3 separate regions of the Mus musculus genome follow, and all the other regions are linked to region 2. The links are chromatin loops, found by intact Hi-C in ENCODE. Cell type or tissue: left cerebral cortex. All regions are shown on one strand.

The links. Hi-C counts contacts between places; a loop is a spot of excess contacts. Peaks named below come from ENCODE experiments on the same cell type or tissue, not always from the same donor. Only the 100,000 strongest peaks of a DNase experiment are listed, where the experiment ranks them.
Region 1: it touches region 2 in a loop (8-fold over the local background); 36 of 42 quality-filtered maps call a loop at or near these places.
Region 3: it touches region 2 in a loop (2.5-fold over the local background); 7 of 42 quality-filtered maps call a loop at or near these places.

What each region holds. Positions count from the first base shown.
Region 1 is chr17:25,393,651-25,401,650 of GRCm38, reverse strand. Cacna1h (calcium channel, voltage-dependent, T type, alpha 1H subunit) reads left to right here. Exons shown (of 35, transcript NM_021415.4): 3 at 3,806-3,917; 4 at 3,997-4,130; 5 at 4,293-4,390; 6 at 6,154-6,313; 7 at 7,607-7,922. Among named protein-coding and RNA genes, the nearest start is that of Gm33617, 10 kb to the right of the region's middle. In left cerebral cortex, a CTCF peak has its summit at 3,636 (motif pointing left); DNase peaks (open chromatin) are centred at 2,954 and 3,615.
Region 2 is chr17:25,466,852-25,474,851 of GRCm38, reverse strand. It overlaps Tekt4 (tektin 4), which reads right to left and starts at 3,262. Exons shown (of 6, transcript NM_027951.1): 1 at 2,597-3,262; 2 at 1,046-1,116; 3 at 593-736; 4 at 1-212. The coding sequence starts at 3,130. In left cerebral cortex, CTCF peaks have their summits at 134, 348 (motif pointing left) and 4,731 (motif pointing right); DNase peaks (open chromatin) are centred at 352, 3,179 and 4,736; H3K4me3 peaks cover 380 bases.
Region 3 is chr17:25,281,202-25,289,201 of GRCm38, reverse strand. No RefSeq gene overlaps it. Among named protein-coding and RNA genes, the nearest start is that of Gm17801, 11 kb to the right of the region's middle. In left cerebral cortex, CTCF peaks have their summits at 210, 2,510 and 4,002 (motif pointing right); DNase peaks (open chromatin) are centred at 206 and 3,987.

The sequences.
Region 1 (8,000 bases), 73 kb after region 2:
GCTAATCCTCTGATCTCATGTACCACCTAGCAGGGAGGCCTTGTTGGAATCCTTGTCTTGCTTGGGGCCCACTCTGACAACGGAGGCCAAGCAGCAGCCACACCTGAAGACTCCTGACCCTCACCCCAGCTAAGCATGGCCACACTACCTATTGGTATGAGAGTGTGGGGCTCTTGGGACCTTGGCCGTCTCACTGGGTTAGGGACTGCAAAACTCACAACTCCCGCTGCCCTGCTTTTCTGGTGGCACCCTTTCCTCGTCCCCCCACGTGACAGACACGTGGTGGGTGATAACTCAGAAACCCTGCCCAAGAACTGAGCACATCAGGGGGACTTAAGGCCTTGCTTCTTGCTGTACCGGAAGGATCTGTGTAAATCAAGTGCTGTGACAGATGGAGAAACTGAGACCTGAAGAAGGGCAGTCATAGTAGATTCAGGGCAGATCATGCCCCCTGACTCTAGTCCAGATCTGAGTCACTAGGGTTGGGTGAGGAGAATCCCAGGGACTGTAAGCCAACATGGGGGCTGTGTCAAGCTGGGTGTTAATAAATCCTGGGGTCTGAGGGTGCTGGATCCCATTGGGCCATACCATCCTGTATCATGTAGCTCCCCAGTAAGAGATTGTATTTCATCTGGAGACCCAGCTAGAACTGTCACCCATGGGAGCCAGCAGCTTGTTAAGTTAACCAAACAAGCAACAAGAGACTGTTCCCTGACAGGCCTCAGTGACTTTATAGAAATGACAGTGGCCACCCAACCAGCAGGGTACGTACTGTAGCTTCCTCACTTCTGCTAGGACAAGGGATCATGGCAAAGTACAGCCTTTCTCAGCATGTATGTCTTCCTCGTGGTTCCCTTTGAGTGAAGAAGGGCAGACCCAAGATGTGTTTCAAGAAGAGGCACTTAGCTCTAATGGGAGACCCTACTCCCTAGTTTGCATCCCTTCCCAAGCCCAGCCTGATGCCCACCCTGAGCAGGCTCCAGGTGGGACAACTGCTTCAGCACCACGGACAGCGACCGCCGCCACTGCCTTCCCTCCAGTGTCCTCTCCGATCAGGTTCACAGAAGGCTACATTTAGGGACTTTGTTTGTGGTGCATTGAAGATGATCCATCTGTGACCCAGGGACCCTTCTGTGGACTCTGGTCCACTGGTCATGGGACCAGTGCGGGTTTCCTGCACAGGCAAGAAGGAGAAGGGACCTTGCCATGGGGTAACCTTGTGTCTCCCGGGGGAAGGCTATGTCCATTGCAGACAGCCTGGAGAGCCTAGAAAAGACTTCTTTACCTAATGTTTTGAAATCTCCACAGCAGGGCCTTCCCTTTGCTGGGTGCTGACTGGGATTTCTGGCCCCGTGGTGTGATGTAGAGTGGGAAGGCTGTTGAGCCCCTCCAAAGTGAGAGGTGGCCAGGCAGACCATGGGATGCTTGGAGTTTGGAGTGGGGCCCCAACAAGGGTAGCTGATAGCTGTTATGTTTGATAATCTCTAGCCACAGGGCCCTCTGCCATTCAGGGGGTCTTCTGGGACCCCTTGTTCAGCCACTTGTCTTGCTTCTCAGACCTTTGCTGCTTGCTAAGCCTCAGAGCTAGGTGGGTCTGTGCTGTCTGAGCGAGAGACTCCCACAAGGAGAGATCAGATTAGTCCACTTGGCTGGGTTCAGGCCCTGGGCTGTACCAGCACCAACTCCTGCCCACATATCTGTTTGGTTTCCTCTAACCCCCATGGAAATTGATTCTAATTTGTAGAAAGCCTGCAGGAATTTTAATTAAACCCAGAAAATCTATCTGTTGTAATTAAGCCTCTAGAAGTCACCCGGCTCCACGTGTTGTGACCAGTGGTGCTGCCTGTCCTTAGCTGCCCACAGAACATGACCAGGGGGCAGCATGACACGTGAGGTATGTCCTTGCTGTTGTAGGAAGCTGAAACTCCCCACTTAGGTAGATCTCTGGTCTGTGCCTGGAAGAGACCAGCCCTGGGCCCTGGACATGATCTGTTTCCCTACTAGGTTGGGGGGCGGGGGGTCCTGCCAGGCCTCCTGCAAGTTTGCCCTGTTTCCCTCTAACCCAGAGCCCTTGGCTGCCTCTTGTCTCAAAGCAGCAATCACTCAGGGAGGGCACTCCAACCTTGGTATCAGTCTCGGCGGTAGCTGTATGTGAAGGTAACAGCTGGGGCCTGGGATTCCTGGGTACGTTGACTAAGGGTTCTAGAGACAGTCCAGGCAAGCCAGCTTCAGGAGAGCATGGCCCATCTCAGTCTTTACTGGAGAGTCTGTAAGTGGGTGTCTGTGTCCCAAGCCTGAGAGAAATCAAATGATGGGCAAAGAAGTCAAGAAGCAGGCAGGCCACAGTCCTGGGCATCTGAGTGGGTGGGGGTACACAGGATAAGCTAAAAAAGCCCATTTCCACTGATAGCCTCTTCCAGAAATAGGGCAGGCAGAGCTTCGTGGTCAGGGTAGTAAGGCAGACAGTCAGGAAGGGCGTGGCCTGGGAGCCATGTATGATCGGCTGGTCTGAGCGTATGCCCTGCTGGTGGCCTCCCCCCGGGCCAGTGGAGAAGAGAGCTCCTGTCCCCCATGGCTTTGTGCTTCCTCTCTGAGCCTGCTCCCCTCTAATCCAAAGCAGCACCCCCTCACGTTGGAAATTCAAGTCTAACCCCCGAGCCTCATGGGGATGCACACTGGAACCCCTAAAACAAGGCCACCCCCTAAAACACCAAGCCCTTGTCATCTCTTGTCTGTCCACATGGAGAATAGCACAGAGCGCTGGGAATGAGCTTGGCAAAGCCGGGAATTGCCCGGTGTGGGGTGTGCAGAAGTTGCTTGGGGCCACAGGCTCTCCACCGGATGTGTAGACAAGGACGGGCTGAGAAGTCTCCAGTCTCTCGGCCTGGGAGTCGTGCTGCCCGTCAGAGGCAGGCCAGTGCTGCACTAGCAGGAGGCTGATTTTTGTTTTCCGCAGCCCCATTATGGCAGAGGCGCTCGTTACTGCTGAACCCATTAAGTGTAATTATGACGCTCTCAGCAGGAGCGTGTAATTACATTGGTGGCCTGGCACCACCGAGCACACCGCCTGTGTGGGCTAAGGGGCCCAGCTCCGTGGACAAAAGGGGTCAAGAGTCAGGACTGCAAGAAGGGTGTCAGAAAATGGGCTAGCCCTCCCTCCCCTCCGTCTCCTGCTCCCAGGTACCTCCGTGGATGGGGGCCACAGACCACACCAATACCAGCCTATGTCCTGTGTCCACGCACCGAGCTGACAGTGCTGCTGTTTAGGGGTTGGCACGTTATGGGGAGGGGGCAGGGCTCTGTGCTACTGTTCTCGTGGCAGACTCAGAGGTGTGTGACCTGTTCAAGGTCACCTTCAGGAGATTCCTTCTCTCCCTACCACATGTTCTTAAGCTCCCATGTCCCTCCAGTTATACTTTCCTTCATTCTCTGTAGAGTTTGACCCTCACTTAGGCTACCAGGCTCCAGTATGTTTGATGTCCTTACCTGGGCCCCATATGTGACACTGCTGGCTCATTGCAGTATTTCCAGGGCCATCTCAGAATGAAGCAGGGTCAGGGGGCAGTGACTCTCCTTCCAGGGAGAACTTGAGACTCTGGAGAGCCAGAGGGGCCAGCATGGTGCCATGGCGCCACCTGGTGGTCATATTGTGGTGATATTGCCTGAACCGTAGACTTGGGGCTGAACCCTGCCCAAGCTTGGGAGAGGGTCCACTCAGCTGACTGCACCCGTGTGCCAGGGAGCGCGCCTGGGAGGAGGCAGAGTGAGGTTGTCTGCTGCACAGCCCTTAACGCACAGCCCGCAGGTGGTTCGAGCACATTAGCATGCTGGTCATCATGCTGAACTGCGTGACACTGGGCATGTTCCGGCCCTGTGAGGATGTTGAGTGCCGTTCAGAACGTTGCAGCATCTTGGAGGTAGGTATCAAGGACTGTGAGGAGGAGCAGGAGGGCACCAGGTGTGCCCCGCCCCTCATCCTGACCCCCTTTCCTCCAGGCCTTTGATGACTTCATCTTTGCCTTCTTTGCTGTGGAGATGGTTATCAAGATGGTGGCTTTGGGACTGTTCGGCCAGAAATGCTACCTGGGTGACACCTGGAACAGGCTGGACTTCTTCATTGTCATGGCTGGGTATGCTTGGGAATCCCAGGAGCAGGCTCGGGGCTGAGACCTGAGAGAGGCTCAGGTTTGACAGAGTGCATATGTTGATGGCCCTCATGGGGCGGTGGGTGACGGTGACAGGAGACAGAGGCCTCTGGGCTCTTCCCTCCCTGAGCATCCCTGCTTCCCCAGCATGATGGAATACTCTCTGGACGGACACAACGTGAGCCTCTCTGCCATCCGAACAGTGCGTGTGCTGCGGCCCCTCCGCGCCATCAACCGGGTCCCCAGTAAGTGCCTCTCCTGCCCTGAAAAAGAGATCCGCCCTTATCCTGCTGGGCCTGCCATTTATCCAGACACCAGCAGACTTGGCCTTTCTAGGGTAGTCCCAGTTGGGATGTGACGGGGTGCCCAGTGCCTAGTGCCAGGAGCCTCTCTGAACCTCCTCGTTTGCATAGCACCTGGAGTGGGCCTGGGGGCTGAGAAGGTTCCCAGTTATATCAGTGTCCAGTGAGGGCCTCAGGCAAGTGGAGGTACATGTAAGAGTCTGAGCTTTTGGGGGTACTCTGCAGCCCACTGCCCACCTCTCCCATACAAGGGAACGGAGCTCAGAGCTTCTGGAACGAGGGGGAGAGGAACACACCGCATGCTCCCACTACACATGGAGGGAAAGCTTGCAGGATGTGCTTGAGGCGTGGCCTGTCCAGATGCTGTCCATCTGCCTTCATCTGTGGACAGTTTTGGTGTTTCCTCAGTAGCTGAGCTCAGATGTTCAGGTTGACGGTGGAAGGTGTGACTCCCACGGAGCTGCACAAGGTGCGTGTGCACATGCGTGAACGGGTATGGTTCCTGGATCTACCTGGGCATCACACACCCCTTTTCAGCTGCCTGATCTGGACTTTTTAGCCTCAGCACTCAGCCTTCCATCGTCCTGCCTGGCCTTGACTTCTGAGATGAGATAGGGCTCAAATGCTGTGTGACACTGGGCAAGTTACCAGACCTTTATGAACGCCAAGATCCCCTTGAAACACTGGAGTTCAGAATCTGTTTTCCAAGGACATGAATGGGTGTTAGGTGAAAGAGGTGCAAGCATAGTTACGAGGGCTCTACCTCGCACCCTGTGTGTTCAGCCTACCCAGCGGAGCCCGTGACTCCTCCACCTGGGTAACCTGTTTGTTGGAGCAGAGATGAAACCTAAGCCCGCTCCCATCCAAAGTGTTTGCTGTTCGGGTTAAATGTCCAGGTGACTCTGGAATTCTGTCTCATACAGCAATCCTGGCACCCTCAGGGCTGTCTGAACATTTACCTTGGGTCCACTCTGACCCCTAGATCATGTGACCTAGTTGCTTGCTGCCTGCCCCATTTCCTCAGTGGTTGAAATGTTAGTGGTGCCTCTAAGAGCTTGGTCTCCCTGTAACCTGAGGGTTCCTATTCCATGGCTACCCCTCTGGATTTCTCAAAACCCTGCTTCTCTCTGTCCTAATTGTGTGGCCCAGTGCTCTGCCCACAGCCTCAGCTCGCCCAGTGCAGATTTTGAGCTGTGTTCTTTTGATGTCCGAGAAGGGACAGACCAGTGATGAGGCCAGGGACCAGGGACCCTTGGGCCACTTCCTAGATTTGTTCAAATCCATACACCCAAGAAAAAGGACTTCAAAGTTGCTTTGAGGTACTGCACTGGTTCATGCCTTCCCTGTGATAGGGCCCTGATGCAGGCCTGCTCTGGCATTGGAAATGAGAAAGCCCATCCCCACAGTAGAACCCCAGAGCCCAGTGTGCCAGGGCCACCACAGAAGCTGCTCTGACCTTGCGACAGGTCCACTGGGGCCCTGGAGATGCTGCGTGGTGAGGTGGAGCGGGGACAGGTTTGACCTGGCCGTGTGGGGCTGCAGACTGACTCCCCTGTGGGAATCCATCAGGCCTTACCTGTCCCTGGTCTCTGCACACAGATGGTCTTGATAGGGATTTATGAGCAGTGGGGCGGGCTTGAGGGGGGAGGCACCCTAGGAGCCTGTCAGGGCTCAGCTGTGCTGAGCACCGGCCCTGCCCCCCTCAGGCATGCGAATCCTGGTCACACTGCTGCTGGACACACTGCCCATGCTTGGGAACGTGCTTCTTCTCTGCTTCTTCGTCTTCTTCATCTTCGGCATCGTTGGGGTCCAGCTCTGGGCTGGCCTGCTGCGGAACCGATGCTTCCTGGACAGCGCCTTCGTCAGGTGTGCAGGCCCCGCCCCTGGTGTATGGCTCTGCCCACCTAGCCAGACATGACTCCAAAATGCTCTCTCTTGACCCTGCCCTTCAGGCTTCACCCTAGGAGCGATGCTGTTTCCCTTCTGTAGGCCCCACTCTCAAAGGGACCCTCCCTCTAAGACTGTTCTCCTACCCTACCTAGTGTGAGCGCCCCACCCCCACCCCCACCCCCACCAAGGTGCTCTGTCCTTGAATGTCCTTGAATACAATGAACCTGGGTCCTAGTTTGTGGTGAGGTCCTGGGTGCACAGTTCTACTCAGGACAGGCCATAGGTGCAAGTGGAGACAGGATCCAAGTGGAGGTGAATACATAGGTGGGCATGGTGGTTCAGGGGTGGGCTGTAGGAGGGCCTGGGTGGAGGCTACTTCTTCCTCTCAAAAAAGTTTACTCAGAGTGCATGTGAGGGTTTGATACTGGGTGTCGTTAGGCTCAGAGGTCCTGCTTGAGGGAGGCAGCTGTGCTTATCTGTCTACCAGTTCCTGGCACAGTATCCCCAGTGGCTGCTGCCCTCTGGCCTTGCTCCTTTGCATCTGTCTAATTCAAGGGCTTCCACAGGGTAGGCACCCTGTGCCAACATGGCATTTGCTTCATGGGGATGTGGGTGTGCCCAGCCCCTTCATCCTGGACCTTACTCAGCAGCATTAGAAGACCCAAGGCTGACCTGCCAGGGTGTCCCTGGAACGCAGCCGTGCACGGTACTGTGAGGCACTCTGCTCTCCACTAGGCCCCAATTGGGGACTGTGTGCCCCCTCCAGCTCCAGTCAGTTACTTGTGCACTAAGCCGCTAGGCCAACGTGTCTTCTGCTTTCTAGGTCTTTGGGTCTCAGAGCTTCTTAGATGCTCATGGATAGGAGTATAGGGACTGGAAAAGAGGAAGATGGGGATCCATGAGGGGATTTCAGGGAGTGTGGAGCTGTTGGAGACACCCTGCTTGGCCATGCTGCCAGGCCCCACTCAGGAGGACTCAGGATGCTGTGGGTACCATGGGAAGGTGGGTGGTCCAGAGGCCCTGAGATGCTTCAGGTATGGCTTGTCAGTTACTGCTGCAGTGATAACGTCCCAGCTGGGGATCACATTGTCTATCCAGTGTGCGTGTTGCGGGACTCAAGTCTAGGGCCTGGCTGAGGAATAGAGGGAGTCACTTGATGGGCATGTGGGATTTTAGGTCAGCAGTCTTGCGTGAGACTGGTTGTGTAGATGGGGAGAGTGGTGTTTGGCCCAGGAACCCCTAGTGATGCCCTGGCCTTCTGCAACCCAGGAACAACAACCTGACCTTCTTGCGGCCATACTACCAGACAGAGGAGGGCGAGGAGAACCCATTCATCTGCTCCTCACGCCGCGACAACGGCATGCAGAAATGCTCACACATCCCCAGCCGCCGTGAGCTTCGCGTGCAGTGCACGCTCGGCTGGGAGGCCTACGGGCAGCCACAGGCTGAGGATGGGGGTGCCGGCCGAAATGCCTGCATCAACTGGAACCAGTACTACAACGTGTGCCGCTCGGGGGAATTCAACCCTCACAATGGTGCCATCAACTTTGACAACATTGGCTATGCTTGGATCGCCATCTTCCAGGTATGCTCTAGGATAGCCTGGGGATGCCTGGGGTGTGGGATGGTGGACCCTGAGACAGGCACCCATACTGGGGTCCTT
Region 2 (8,000 bases):
GGTACTGCAGCTTCTGGAGTGAGTCGTCCAGCTCTTGGCAGCGGCTTGAGAAAGCCGAGTTCACTGCATCGCACTGTAGCCGCAGGTCCTCGGCCGTATCCCGCAAGATGCAGTCAATTAACTTCCGCAGGTTAACCGAGGCTAGCCGCTCGCGCTCGGCTCGAAGCAGGTTGTCGTGATTGAACTTGGCCCACGTCTCGGGCGTGGAAGCACTGAGGGTGGAAGTTGCGGCCTGGTCAGGGTGTAGTCACACAGAGACTCCCGCACTGTCAGCGATCCCCAGTGTACCCCGGATTCCTCCCTCACACCGATATACCGAGGTTCTCCCATGCCTCTAGAGATCCTTTGCTTGCCCTCTACTGGTCACGAGCAGAAACGCTTTCCAGGCCACCCACAGGGCACTAGCCCTGTGTGAATTGTGGGTGCCAGGCACTTGAGTAAGGGGCTTTCCAGTTAGTCCACCCCAACAGCAGACAGAGGTTCCCCAGGAGAGCTGGGCCAGGTTCTCGTGGGGGCAGGAGTCCTTCCTCAGATTTTGGAAGTAGAGCGGAGAGTGGCAGGGACAAACGGGTTACAGAGCCTAGAATCCTACCTCTCCTCGAACTTGCTGGAATGCGGATAGAACTGCACCTGGGTGCTCTCATTGGTGTAGCGGGAGCAGGTATCGTCAATGTTGTAGACTTCCACTTTGTCCGACCAGTTCATCTCACACGACTCCTTATGCTCCCTGTTCAGCCTGGAGGGCATGAGGGGGGGGGGCGGGGTTTAGGGCTCACTGTGTGCCAGGGAGCCCTGGGAAGCAGGCCCCATTTCAGCTCCAGTTTGTGCTCAGACAGCCTTCCATGGCCAGCAGTGCCCAGGTTCCAGAGCAAAAGTGGAGATGGTTGTATTCGCTGAGCAGAGCCTGCATTCCACTAGCTAAGATTTGGAAGCCTTCTGACCTCTCAGCCACAGTGTCAGGTCCCTACCTGTCCTGCCTCCACCTCAGACCAGCCTTGGGGACAGAGTCCAGCCCTCGGGTCCCTCAGGGGCTGCTGTGACCCACCGTATCTGGTCCACGGCTTGTCCTATCGTCCTCTTCAGGAGTTCCTGGATGTTCCTGATCAGCTCGGTTTCCTGGAAATGAGACCGGTCCTCTCTGAGCAACCCTGCTCAGAGACTCGGGGACTCAGCAGGAGCCAAGGTATGGACCTCACCAGCATTGACTTTTTGCCTTAATCTCTGTCCCCCCTCCACCCCCAGAAAAAGGTTCAGCCCTTGTGTGCGACGTTCACTCCGGGTAGTGTTAGCATGTTGCAAGTGAGTGTCTCCTCTAAAGGGTATCTTTTTGCTGTTGGGTCACCTAAGACAGCTGTCCAGACTCTGGGATCATCCCCAAAACTCCCACAGTTTCCTGAGGAGCATACCAGCCTTATATCGAGCTCTATACTGCCTCTGAGGAACTCAAGCCCACGGGACATCAGATGCCCTCTGTCTGCCCACTTCCCACCAAGAATAGGTAGGAAACTCTAAGTTTCCTTTAACCCCAACATTTTCTGGGTGCCAGGATTATCTTGTGCTCAAACCCACCTGGGCCATGATCTCCAGTGTCCAGTGTCCTCGGTCCCTCTCCCATCTCTGCACCCACTGGCCGAAGTGGGCAAGGCCTAGGGGTAGGACAGGAGTTCTCTGGGGCCCCAGCCTGGCGGTTTATTCCCCAGCTCCATCATTCATCCTTGCCCATGGGCCTGAGGCTACCACAGGAGGCGCCAGCTCTGAGGAATTCCCAGTTGTGTGGCACCCAGGCTGAGTGGCCCCATAATCACACAAGACTCCCCAAAGCAAGCTGCGCTGGGGTTTGAGGGAAAGGTACCCGATGAAGGGAGGGGGACGTGGCAGGGTTTGTTTTCGGTTCAGTTTGGGTTTTGGTGTTTGTTTAAGAGTCTCATATGTAGTCCAGGCTGGCCTGGAGCTCGTGTTCCTTCCTCAGTTTCCCTGACACTGGGATTATAGTGTATACTAGGAGAACATTGAAGCTCAGGCTCTGGGGTTCTGGGGCTCTGGGGAGAGAGAGCAGATGCCATGGGCATCCACAAGCCCTCCATACATGCAACACTGGCTGGCCCGGCTTTCTACCCTGAACACCAATAGCACTGCAAGGGGCATGCATGGTGGTACGGGGGAGCCTTTGGCTTAGCCAAAAACAAAACAACCTCAGCCAGAAGAATGTGGCGCACGCCTTTAATCCCAGCACTTGGGAGGCAGAGGCAGGTAAATCTCCTAGTTTGAGGCCAGCTTTGGTCTACAGAGTGAGTTCCAGGACAGACAGAGATACACTGAGAAATCCTGTCTTGGAAAACAGACAAACAAAAAAGCCCAAAGCCCACCACCACCGACAACAAAAATCCCCTCAGAGTCAGACTGAACGTCTTTGAAATCTTATGGGCTGGAAGGAATCCCACAAGAGAGAAAGTTACTTGGATGTGGTAGAAATTCCGCTATCTGAAGGATCAGGAGTCCTGCATAGGCACAGTGCTGTGTGAACCCTAAGGCCCTGTGTTATCTCTATGAGAGCCAGAGCCTGCCTCCCACGCTGAGCCCGAGCCACTGGTTGCACCTTCAGTAGCTCCACCTCCACATAGTCCCGGACAAGGTCTGGGTGCTGGCGGCGTTCTCTGCACTGCAGGTTGTCAGTAGCAATGGAGTAAGGCACGGAGGTGGCATCCAAGGCGCGCTGTAGCCGCAGCTTCTGGGCCATCATCAGGTCCGTCTCGGAAGACAGCTCGTCTATCTCTCGCTGCAGCTCTGACTTCCAGCAATGCATGTCCTCCAGGCGCTCTCCCACCTTTCTTGTGGAGTCAAGTTGTGTGCGCTGGGCCAGTGCCCCAGTCTCGGCTACCAGCTGCCCGCTCTCATGCCGCTGCCGCTCAGAGTAGTCCCGGTCTGCGAAGGCCTGGTGGTAGCGGGCATAAGAGTTCTGAAACCACTCGTCCCTCAGGTATTTGGCTGTGCGGAAGCCAGCGGTGGCCAGACCCGAGGACGTGTAGGCGCCAGTATTGCAGGCCACTTCATATTCTTTGCGCGGAAGCTCACAGACATCTATTGACTGTGGGGCCGGCTCCTTGGTCAGGAGCACGCCCGTTTGGGCCATGGTACCCACTGCCTGGCTAAGCAGGAAGGGAGGCGGAATGAAGAGAGGGTCACTGGGCAATTGTCCAGGCACGATCAATGGAGCAGTACTGGTCACTCTGTCCCAAGCAAGGTTCCTGGTTGCCTAAGGAACATTGTATACACCAACTGCCTCCTGTTGCTGAGCAACAGGGTCACTCAAGGGGGAGGAGCAGAACTGCCCTCTTAAAGGGCCAAGCAGTGTCTGGGAACATAGCTGGGTAAAAGGTAAAAATGTTTGCCTCGCAAGAACATGAGTTTGTTTCCCAGGACACAGGTGGGGGCAGGGGGGGATGGGTGTGGTGGCATATGCTTGCAATCCCTGCACTGGGACGGCAGAAACGGTTAATCTGTGGTGTTCACAGGCCAACCAGCCCAACTGTATTTGACGAGTGAAAGACCTTGTTGAAAATAAGGTTGGCCAGGCATAGTGGCAAATACTTCTAATGCCAGCACTCAGGAGGCAGAGACAAGTGGAGCTCTCTGATTTCAAGGATAGCACGGTCTACGTAGTGAGTTCCAGCTTGGTCTGGGCTATATAGCAGGACCCCCATCTCAAACAAAACCCCCAATAACAACAAAAACAGACAAAACCCCAAAATGGATGGTGCTTGAGAAATGTCCCCTAAGGTTTCCAATGCACACAAATACTCATATGCCCATGTGCGTGCGCATGCACAAGCTCTCTCTCTCTCTCTCTTTCACACACACACACACACAGACACACACACACACACACAGGCAATCCCCAACTCTCAACTCTTCACCACACTGTGATCCGAGCCACAGAGGCTCAGGACTTGTTCCCTGGGACCCTTGGGCTCCAGGGCTGGGGTAGTGAAGGGCCTTGGGGTCCAGGGCTGGGGTAGTGAAGGGCCTTGGGGTCCAGGGCTGGGGTATGAAGGGTCTTGAGGTCCAGGGCTGGGGTAGTGAAGGCTCCAAGGTCCCTGACACCCCTGCCCTCCTCCCTGGCTCCTTGGCTCCTTTTCTGAGATGTTCTTCCATGATCTGGTCCTGAGTGTGGGCTTTGCCCTGCTGGAGGAGGACGGAGGAGGTTCTGCCTACTTAACGACCCCTTTGGGTGATCTGTGGGAGGTGGGGGCCATGGAAATGTGAGCAGGTTCCTCAGCCTGAGAAGTGCCTCTCATCCTCAACATTACCCTAAGCCACCCTAGGACTCCACAACTTGGCCCATTGCGCATGTGGTCTGAACCCCGCATGCAGGCCCAGAGGACCAAACATCCACCCTACCTCAGCCTCCAGGACTCACTTTGGGACCTGAACCCATGAGAGTATCCACAGCCACCCTGACCCCATCTATTCCCAGGGCCACTGTGTAAGGGCCAGCCCCTCTTCTTCTTCCTGTATCCCATAGCTGGACTTAGATCAGAGCCTCCTGGGGATTTGGGTCAGTGTTCTGAAGGGGGTTCACCCACTGAATGTATCTGGAGTCACGTATCCTGATCTGCTCAAAAAGGGGAGGCACTTTCTGTCTGGGCAGTTGTTCCCAGGACACTAGTTAGATAGGAAATCCTGCCATCCAACCTGGGCATTAAGAAACCCTAGTCGATAGCCAGTGTGACCAAGAGAGGGCGACATTGACTGCAGAATGTGCCAGCCACCTATTCCTAGTTCCTGACCATTCTGTGGTCTTCCTCCCTCCCCTCCCACCTGGTCTTCCCCAGAGGCTCCTCACATACTAGGTCCTCTCTGAAAGAAATCCACACCCTTAGCCAGCACAGGGTCTACTGCCACAGCCCCTCAGCCTCTCCTCTCCCCACTGTCCTATCCCGTTTCCCGCCTCGAGAACCTCAGGCTCTCTCTGCTCAGTGCACAGGCTTGGTTTCACCCACACACCTCTGTCCAGGCTGTGCATTCCTCCCCGCCCCCCCCCCGCCCCGACCCTGTGCTGACTCCCTAGCAGTTAGCCCCTCACTCACTTCACACTCCATGTCAATCCTCTGGCAGGAGCCCCTGGCATTCCCACCAGTAGATGCTTTATACATGTGTAATTTGTGGGCAGAAGCCTTGAGAATTCATAACCAGATGGAGCAAGAGCTGCCACTGTTCCTCAAGAGCTAGAAGCCAAGAACCTTTGGGGGCCAGTGTGGGCCTCCCTCTGTCTCCTCTGTGCCTCAGTTTTCCCACATGGTAGTAGGTACAGAGCTACCCAGAGCACACCACAGTTTCTCCTTAGATTCATTCCTGACATGTGGAGCCAGGGACTGCAAAGGAAGAGAACTAGCCTGGGCCCAGTGACTCTACCTGATCTTCACCTGCAGTATTCAAGTACTGGGCACTGCAGGTAGCTGATGCTCCCATGGAACCCCCAGGCTAATGAGGAAGGCCAGGTCTCAATGTAGGTTCCCCTATGTCAAGATAGACTCCAAGGTAGAGCTTTGACCTTAGTCCCCAGCTTGAGGGGCCAAGACTCGCCAGACACCTTCAGGGATGTGTTGAGCCTTTGTCCCTATCATCCACGGCCTCTAGTCTGACCCTTGGTCCAAAGAAAGAGGCATTTGTGCTCTGAAGGTGACAGGGTGCAGTCCCTCCCAGCCTCTCTCCGCCCAACCCTTTCAGAGAGGAACACCAATCATTGCTGCTGAGGCCATCACAACTATACTCAAAGCTGGGGCTAAGTGGGAAACAGTCAGGTAAAGCCACAGTGAGCACAGACTGAATGGGATGTGTGGGCAGAATGGTGGTGCACTACAGGACTGTATGGAGTGGGGTGGGGTCCTCTCTCATGTTGCCCTTCTTCCTACATTGCAGTTACAGTGGGAAAATTGAGTCGGGGCGGGGGGGAAGGGCTTGTGAAAGTTCCCACATCACAGCTGCAGCATGATGGGGCTAGAAGTGCTAGCTCCATGGACTCTGCCTGTGTCCCCAAGAACCAGACCCCACCACACTGGACAGCCCTGCAGGATGCCTGGGAAACAGAGGGGCATCAGGACTGACCAAGAGTACAGCTGTCCCCTGCACAGATTTTTTTTTTTACAAACTCTAGACATCACAAGTGGGACGGACATGGGCAAAAGGGTCCCTTTCTTTTGAGTCTAGCCAGCAGCTCCCCAAGGCCAGAGGAGATTCCCTAGCGCTAGCCCCAATCGGCAAGGTTCTAAATGGGAGGGAAGCCATGCAGTCTCATAGACTCTACCCAGAACAGGCACAGCCTGCAGGCCCCAGGCTGAGACGGGCCCAAGGTCACGCTGACAGGACAGGGCCAACAAAGGAGAGACTGCCATCTGGCCACCTCCTATCCTGCGTGAAGTGACAACCCAAGGAGCCACCCTGGCTGGTGCAGACCCAGTGACAGGAGCAGTGGGAGGCACAGCCACATCTCTCCCCAGGCCAGTGGGACACTTTAATTACAGAAGGATCCAAAGCTCTTAGGCATCCCTGAGCCAAGGCTGCAGCGGGCAACAAGCAGGAAGGAGGAGCCAGCCAAGGACTTCCCGGAAGAAGAATCCTGGAGTCCAAGCATTGAAGAGCAATTTGGATAAAGATAGGAAAGAGCTGTGCAGGATATTAGGGGCGACCCCCTCCTCTGATGACTCCCAGGGCCATTGTGAAAGCCCTGTTTCCCATCCGTCATCAGGCCCTAGAAGATAAGACAACGCAAGAAGATGTGGCGTGGACACAGGCTGACAGAGGGCTGAGCCCAGTGGTCTGGCCTCAGAGGTAGGCACTGGGCATGAGCCTCTCCACTTGGCAAGGCAGGACCAGGCAGCTGATGGGCCAATGACTCACTCCCACTTGACCCTTGCCTCTCCCCAAACAGTGAGCACAAGGGACTCTGCCTTCCTGGGCAAGAGTGGGGCAAGACTCAGACAGGGAACTCTGAGAAAAGGCACGTGTGACTCAGGCTACCTGCCTGAAGGTGGCTAGCTGTGTGTCGTTGTCCAGAAAGCTGTGTCCACCTCAAGGACCCAGAGTTTCTCAGCCTGACACTTACAGTGTCCCCAGCCTCATGGGTGTAGTTTGCTTGAGAGGCTTCCCAGCCATAACACCAAGACTGTGAAAACAGACATTTCTCTAAATGTCCCTAAGATTGTCTCAGTCAGTCTAGCACTTGCCCCACAATCACAAGGACCCCAGGCTGGGTTTTCAACACCTCTGTAAAGAATGGGTGTGGCTGCACGCACCTCTAATCCCAGAGCTGGGAAGATGGATGCGGGAAGACCCCTGGGGCTTGATGGACAGCTAGCTTAGCCAATCTTCAAACTCCAGGTTCAGTTAGAGACTGTCTCGAATAATAATAACAACAACAACAACAACAATAATAATAATAATAATAATAAAAGCTATTGAGGATATCGAGAGGCCAGTCACTGTCCTCCACACATGTGTGCATACACATGCAAGCGAGCACACTTACATGTATACACCATATGTACACACATCTCCAAAACCATGCATGGCTTTGAAACTATAGAAAAGAAACTCTTGCTGGGTCTGATGGTGTTTGCCTAGAATCCCAGCTACTGGAAAGAGCAGGAAGATCGCAAGTTCAAGTTAAAGATTGTCTCAATATGAAAAGCAAAAGAAGGCTGGAATGTAGTCGGCAGAGCACTGTCCAGCAAGGACAAGAGCTGAGTTCTGTCCCGAGTACTACCAGAGCAGAACAAACCCCTAATAAATAAAAACAGAGAAATGAAGCCGTGCTTCAGTGAGGGGCTTTGAGTTACACCTTTCCATGCTTTAAACAGATCAACCACCTCTACACTCACCAAATAGGAAAAACAACAACATCTCAGAAACCCAGTATGGACATGATGTCTTTCCTGAGCATCTCGGCAGGTCATCTAGCTCTTTAGGCAAGATGCACGGGGGCTGCCCAGCCACTGAGTGAT
Region 3 (8,000 bases), 190 kb after region 2:
GGTTTGAGGCCAATCTGGTTTATATAGCCCAGTTCCAAGTTAGCCAGGGCTACTTAATGAGATGTTGTCTCAGAGGAGGGGGAAAGGAGGAGCGGGAAGAGGAAGAAGATGAAGTTAATGGCTGCAGATTTAAAAGGCATTATTTGAAAGAGCTGGTGAAGCTTGTGACTCTGAACTTACAGCTGGACACAGTGCCACCGTGCGGCTGGTGGAGGCATGGATCCCTGAATGCTGTGCCCACTGCTGTCCTTGTAAACTGGTCCTACATTGCTGGCATGGCACTGAGAGACCCTTCCAGAGTCAGTCTGACTCTTTTTGCTTACTATAGGTTTGTTTTGTAATAGGATTCTGTATTTAGCCCTGACTGTCCTGGAGCTCACTGTGTAGATCAGGCTGGCCTCAAACTCAGAGATCTGTCTACCTCTGCTTCCCAAGGGCTTGAATTAAAGGCATGCACCACTAACGCCCAGTTTTTTCGTATAATTACTATCAAATTCTTTCAGTTTTCCTCTCTGTTGGATGTTTAAGAAAGTGTAGGTAGGGACTGGAGAGATGGCTCAGCGATTAAGAGCACTGACTGCTCTTCCAGAGGCCCTGAGTTCAATTTCCAGAAACCACATGGTGGCTCACACCATCTATACTGGGATCTGATGCCCTCTTCTGGCATGCAGGTGTACATGCAGATAGAGCACTCATATACATAAAACAAACAAATAAATCTTGAAAGAAAGAGACAAAGAAAGAACGTGTGCATAGCCAGAAATTAAAGATTTTTCTTTTTACTGTTGAAGTGAGTTGAGGCTCCTTAGGGTTCCTTTTGGTGACTCACAGGGAGCACCACGGCTCCCTTCTCCCCCCCCCCCCCCGTCTACCCACTACACCATCTCCTGGGATACAGCAGGGTCTTGCTGATGATGTGGCTTTCTTTAGATCCTCCCTTTTGTGGGGTGTGTACCAGTTACAGGACAATGGGGTCTTCATGGTTTCTCTGACCAGCACAACACAGGACTCAATGGCCCTATGAGGCTCTACATCTTTCTTTGGAAGCTGGCTGACCTGCAGTAGAGAGGGAAATGCTATAATACTGGCAATTCCTCTTAGATTTTCATTTTCTTTGTCTTTGGCCTCCAAGACTTGGTTGTTGAATCCCCTAAAAGACAGTTTTACTTGTCTAGAAGTAGGAGTAGTGAGATTTAATATACTATCTGCATAAAGTTTAGACATACAGTACCTTTAGCTCTCAAATATATGTACGATGTTTGTTACACATGTGTGGTATCAAGTTTACCAAGAATAACCTAGGATAATAATTATTGAACTAGAGTTGTAAAGTGAGATTTAAAAACAACTTTGTTGAGTTTGGTGGTACAAGTCCATCAAAGCAATAGAAAAGTTAGAGGCAGACAGATCTCTGTGAGTTCAAGGCCAGCCTGGTCTAACAAGTTCCAGGCTGGCAAGAGCCACACAGTGCCCTCTTCGTTGGAGAGATGATTCCGAACCTAAAAGCACTTATGGATCTATCAGGGGACTGGTATTTGTCCCATCATCTGCACAGGGCAGCTCACAACCACTTGTAACGACAGCTCCATCCCAGGATTTGACACAGCCTTCTGGCCTCCATGGGTACCCATACTGAGATACCAAAACACATAATAAAATAAAAAGTAAAGAAAAAGAAATTTAAAAAAATTACACAAACTTGCTTAAATCCTAACTCTTGAAAGACTTGTTTTCTGAGTTGTTAAAAATCCAACAGAGGCCAGGCATGGTGGCACACGCCTTTAATCCCAGCACTTGGGAGGCAGAGGCAGGTGGATTTCTGAGTTCGAGGCCAGCCTGGTCTACAGAGTGAGTTCCAGGACAGCCAGGGCTACACAGAGAAACTCTGTCTCGAAAAACCAAAAAAAAAAAAAAAAATCCAACAGAGAAGTTGGACACGGTGGCAAATGCCTTTATTCCCAGCACCAAAGAAAAAGCTCAAAAATTTAAAAATTTACCTTATCTCTCTAACTCAATTATGGACATGGAACAATAGCTTACTTTTGAGATAAAACTTTCTTTTACCAGACAAAATCTGTTTTTGTCCAAAAGCTTTTGTTTCTTTGGTTGATTGGGTTTGGGGGTTTATTTGGTTTGGTTTTTAGTTTTTCAAGACAGGGTTTCTCTGTGTAGCCCTGACTATCCTAGAACTCCCTCTGTAGACCAGGCTGGCCTCGAATGCCACAATCTGCCTGCCTCTGCCTCCTGAGTTCTGGAGTTAAAGACATGCCCCACCACCAACCACCCAGCAAACCTTTTATTTTTAAAAAGATCTTTTCACTGCACATGTATTTGCAGGCTGGCAAGATGACTCAGTGTGTCAGGCTGCTGGCCTCCAAGCCTGGCAGCCCGAGTTCTGGCTCTGAAATCTGCATGATAGAAAGAAAAAAAAATCCCACAAGTGGTCCTCTGACTGCCACATGTGTACCATGCCATGTGCACGAACATGCTCACACAATGAACATTTAAACAAAATAGTTAAGTGTGTTTGCATGTCTTTAGTTTTTTATAGCTTTTTTCTTATTGATAACTCCTTGTTGTTGTTGTTGTCGCCTTATTTCTTCTATACAGCATTCCCTGGAGAAAGTTGGTGTGGTGGGAGCTGAGTAATTTATTCAGTGGAACAGTGGTTAAAAGCACAGACTGCTCTTCCACAGGACCAGGGTTCTAGTCCCAGCACCCACATGGCAGCTTACATCCATCTGTAACTCCAGTTACAGGAGATCTGATGCCCTCTTCTGGCCTCCTTGGGCACCAGGCCTACCTGTGGTTGCACAGACATACATGAGAACAAAATACCCACAAATAAAATAATTTTTTTTTTTTTTGGTTTTTCGAGACAGGGTTTCTCTGTATAGCCCTGGCTGTCCTGGAACTCACTTTGTAGACCAGGCTGGCCTCGAACTCAGAAATCCACCTGCCTCTGCCTCCCGAGTGCTGGGATTAAAGGCATGCGCCACCACGCCCGGCTAATAAATTTTTTTAAATTAATTTTAAAACTGTTGTGGGGTGGGGTAGTGGTTTAGAGCCTTAAGTGATCCAGGCTGGCCTGGAACTTCTGACCCTCCTGCCTCTCCAGCTGTGGAGGGCTGTGATTGCAGGTGTGCACCACCATGCTAACCAAAAGTGTCAGAATTTGTTGCTGTTTTTCAGTAGTAGAGATCCAGCTCATGACAAGTGCTGTACAGCTGAGCCATGCCCCCGGCTTTGCTGTTGTTGTTTTTATTAATAAAAATAAAGTATATATTTTACAATGTATTTTGTTATATTTTAGTGTTTGTGGGGTATGCACATGTGGATGGAAGTGCCTACAGAGGAAAAGTGTCAGATTCCCCCTAGACATGCAGTTACAGGTGATTGTCTGACATGGAGTTGAGAATTGAACACAGATCCTCAGAACAGCAATACATGGCCTTGAGCCATGTCTCCAGCCCCCGTAAAGGAACAGCTTAATGAAAACCAAAGAAACTATATTTGAAATATAAAAAAACAAGGACTTTGTATCTAAAATACACGTACAAAGGTACACGTCTAGAAGAAGATTTAGCCTTACTGGTGAGGCACAGGTAACTGAGCGCTATCCTCAACAGTACAGTGCAAAGCAGATTCCAAGAGTAAGGGAATAAGACCAGACGTCCTCACTGCTGGAAGCTGCCTCGGACAAAAGGAAGCTTAACAAGGGGATGTCAGAGCACACCCAGACCCTGAAGCATTAGAAAACCTACTGGAGGTAGAGCTTAGCGTCTTGGGCAAGTGTCTGATACCTGCTGACCTGAGTCTGACCAGGGACACAACCCACTTTGTAGGTCTGGCTCTGGATTCTGCTCTCAGTGTCCTTGAAGAGATCGCCTCTGAGTTGGCAATGATCCCAGCCTTGAACCTAGCCTAAGCCAAGCCTATTCATTCTCTCCATTCACATCCTGGTCACTTGTCTCAAGGCATTACCATTTCTAATGTATCCATCAGGGGGCAGCAGAGAGCCAACGCTGCATGCCTTCTAGGGAACCAGATGCCAAACCTAGGCACCTTCCAAGGTGCATTGAGGCATGTTTGTCTTCCCATAAACCTATTCTGGAAACTGGTGGCTTTCTTGAAAAAGTGATTTCTATTTCTTCCCCCACCCTCCTCTCAGACCATTTTTTAAACTTTGATTCTTTTGAATGGGCCTCACACCTAAGGCATACTGTCTTGCCATAGAGAAGTGCTGCTAAAACTCAGGCACTTGTGAGAGAGAACTCGCGTGAGTGTGCTCGCGAGCACACACACACAGACACACACACACATCACTATAAAAGTATCTCTTATTAACCAGATGTCATTGTCATCTGGGAGGCTTACTGCTGAATAAGCTCACCCTTTCTAGCTCTTTCTGAACTCTGGCTGGTTGGTTCAACTCAGCCATTCTGGCTCAAAACTCCTCTTCAAACTGACTCATGTAATCTTGCTTGTTTCTCAGCCTCTGATTGAATTGCTCAGCTCGTCCTTGTTAGGATCCAAGAATCACTGAAGAATGATACCCCAGACTCAAATAGTATGCAAAAGCAAAGAGTGTTTATTCAGCTGAAATTCCTGCATGCAGGGTCTCCCCGTTTGAGAATGGAGACCTCTGGTGGGCCCACAGGCCCAGCCTTTATCGTCAGTTAGGGGAATTCCAGGGAGGGGTATGTGCCCTTTCACCTGGATTAGTTAGCTTTGTCTCCAGGGTTTTGGCTGGTTCTACAATTGGTCAGGCTCTGGAGACCTCCAAGGGGGTGACTTTACTCATTCTAGCTACCTATTCTTACTTCAGCCCAGATGACAAGGTGTCCTCGGATTGGCTGCCCATGGCTGTGGTGACAGACCATGGAACCTGGGGTCCCAGTTCTCATTTCTGGGAAACAGAAACTTAGACCTAGTCTCCCAAACTGACAGTATGCAGCCTGTCATAGAGTCTGTCTGGCTCTGGCTAACTCACTCCTCTCAACCTGAAACTAACTCTGGCAATCCGTTGTAATCTAGCTACTTCTCATTCTCTGGTTTATTCTGTCTTTACCTGTGTCTAGTTTTCTCTCTCTTCAATCTGTCTCTGTAAAACTCTCCCAGTAAAACACCCTCTCCTGTCTCTCCTGCTCTGCTCTCTCTTACATTGCCTCCCTTTCCTCTCTCTTCTGGTGAGAGTCGGGCAGATCCCATTCTGTCAAATCTTTCTCTGATTCATCACTTTGTCTGCCACTCACTTAGACATCACTTTCAAACATAGGAGCTCCCTTCTACAAACTTAACCTTCATAGTTTGAAATTAAAGGTGTATACTAAGGGTGTGTCTGTATTCCAGCCAGAAGGATTAAAGGTGTGTGCTAAGGGCTGAGCCACACCATGACACAATCTTGGGGGTTCACAGGGTGATCAAATATCCTGCAGCATTTCCCCCTTTTTATATAAACTAAAAAATTGTACAATTTAACTTTTTACAAGAGAAACAAGTGTCAACCCCACCAACAGTCCAAATGCCCTCATGAAGATCTGCTGATTCGATGATCCTTCAGAGCTGCAGTCCTGATCATCTGCCTTCAGCAACAGTCCATTTCAGCATAAGCAGTCTGTCCTTCAGCTTGTTTGTTGAGCTGTCTCTGGGGGTCTTCAGTTTCTGATAGAATCCTGAAGAAATGGATTCTAATAGCAGGGAAGTAACGCCTCAGCTGCGGGGTAGATGAATATGCCAACAAGAGTGAGTGCAAGCAGGCAAAAAGCAAAAGCTTCCTTCTTCCATGTCTTTTTATGTGGGCTGCCATCAGATGTGGCTCATATTTAGGGTGGCTCTTCCCACCTCGAATGCTCCAGGTTTAGGATGGTCTTTATAGTGGTTTGCATGAGAATGTCTTCCATAAACACATATATTTGAATGTCTTATCCCCATGGTTTTAGAAGGGTTAGGTGGTGTGGCCTTGTTGGCGCCAAGACCAAGGCCAGGCCAAGATTCTCTCTCTCTCTCTCTCTCTCTCTCTCTGCCTGTTGCCTGTGCATGAGGTTATAAGCTTCCAGATACTGTACGGAAGCCCCTAATTGGTTCCTTTTATAAGTTGCCTTGGTCATGGTGGGTTTTTGGGTTTTTTTTGTTTTTTTGTTTTTTGCTTATTATGTACGAGTGCTCTGTGTGCATGCATGCCTGCATACTAGAAGGGGACATCAGATCCCAGGGTAAATGGTTGTGAGCCACCATGTATTTGCTGGAAATTGAACTTAGAGCCTCTGGAAGAGCAGCCAGTGACCTTAACTACTGAGACATCTCTCCAGCCCCAGGTTCTCACAGTAACAGAACAATATCTTAGTCGTCCCAAATCCAGTCAAGATAAATCTCTCTCAGGCGAGCCCAGCTGCTTGGCTTTTAGGTAATTCTAAATCACGTTGACAACCAACCAAGGCTGGCTATTACAGAGAGAAAGGAAGGGCTACCTTCCTTGCTCGGCCGAGGCTGACAGACCCTGGAGTCAGTGGTATAGCTTCAGTGTGAGGAGGAAGCAAAAGACATCCAGATCTGGGCTAGAAAAGGTGTTGCTGTTGAGTTGTAGTTCTTCAGATGCTCTGGATGGTAACCTTGATCACCAGAGTGTCTCTGACCCACCAGCTCCTGAATGACACGGACTTTTATTATTTATGAAAGCTTAGGCACTATGACTTAGACTATTTCCCAACTAGCTCATATAACCTAATCAACCCGTTTATTTTAGTCCGTGTGTGCCTCGAGGCCTGCTACCTCTCACTCAGCCCTGGTATGTACGATTTCCTCCATGCCTGGCTGGCTGGCGAATCTCCCGCCTCTCAATTCTTCCTCAGAGTTCCTATCTCGACCGGAAGTCCCGCCTTTCCTCTCCTGCCCACCTACTGACACCAGATCTTTATTAAACCAATCAGAAGGCAAGGGGAGTGACTGTTTACAAACTGCTAAAGCGGGTGATGATCCAATACAGATAACAGTACCAAAGTCCAGCCTGTGCCCAGCTCTCTGCCAGTACAGCAACTGGCACTTAAATAATAGACACCCTTTACACGGTGCACAAAAAGGAAATCCCAACATCTCCCCCTTTTAGTCCAATAAAAGGATTTTCTCTAACAGCAATAAGCTATATACAATAAGAACAATTATGAGAGCGGGGCAGTGGTGGCGCACGCCTTTAATCCCAGCACTCGGGAGGCAGAGGCAGGCGGATTTCTGAGTTCAAGGCCAGCCTGGTCTATAGAGTGAGTTCCAGGACAACCAGGGCTATACAGAGAAATCTTGTCTCAAAGAATAAAAAAAAAAAAACAAAAAAACAAAACAAACGGAGCTAGAGAAAGTACCAAAGAAGCTAAAGGGATCTGCAACCCTATAGGTGGAACAACATTATGAACTAACCAGTACCCCGGAGCTCTTGACTCTAGCTGCATATGCATCAAAAGATGGCCTAGTCGGCCATCACTGGAAAGAGAGGCCCATTGGACACGCAAACTTTATATGCCCCAGTACAGGGGAACGCCAGGGCCATAAAAGGGGAGTGGGTGGGTAGGGGAGAGGGGGTGGGTGGCTATGGGGGACTTTTGGTATAGCATTGCAAATGTAAATGAGCGAAATACCTAATAAAAAATGGAAAAAAAAATCCAGGAAATTCATATAAGAGAAAGATATGATACCTGTTCTTCTAAAAAAAAAAAAACAAAACAAAACAAAACAAACAAAAAAAAAACCAATTATGAGAACTATCAGGTAAGAATTACGTTCCCATTGTCTAGTCCATCTGTATTGGTAGCCTTGGAGAAAGTACGCCACTCCCTATCCAACCCTGGCAAGCCCCGAGTTCAGAACCTAAATTGCTTCTTTTTGTTGTTGTTGTTGTTGTTGTTGTTATTTTCAGAGACAGGGTTTCTCTGTGCGGTCCTGGCTGTCCTGGAACTCACTCTGTAGAACAGGCTGGCCTCGGACTCAGAAATCCACCTGCCTCTGCCTCC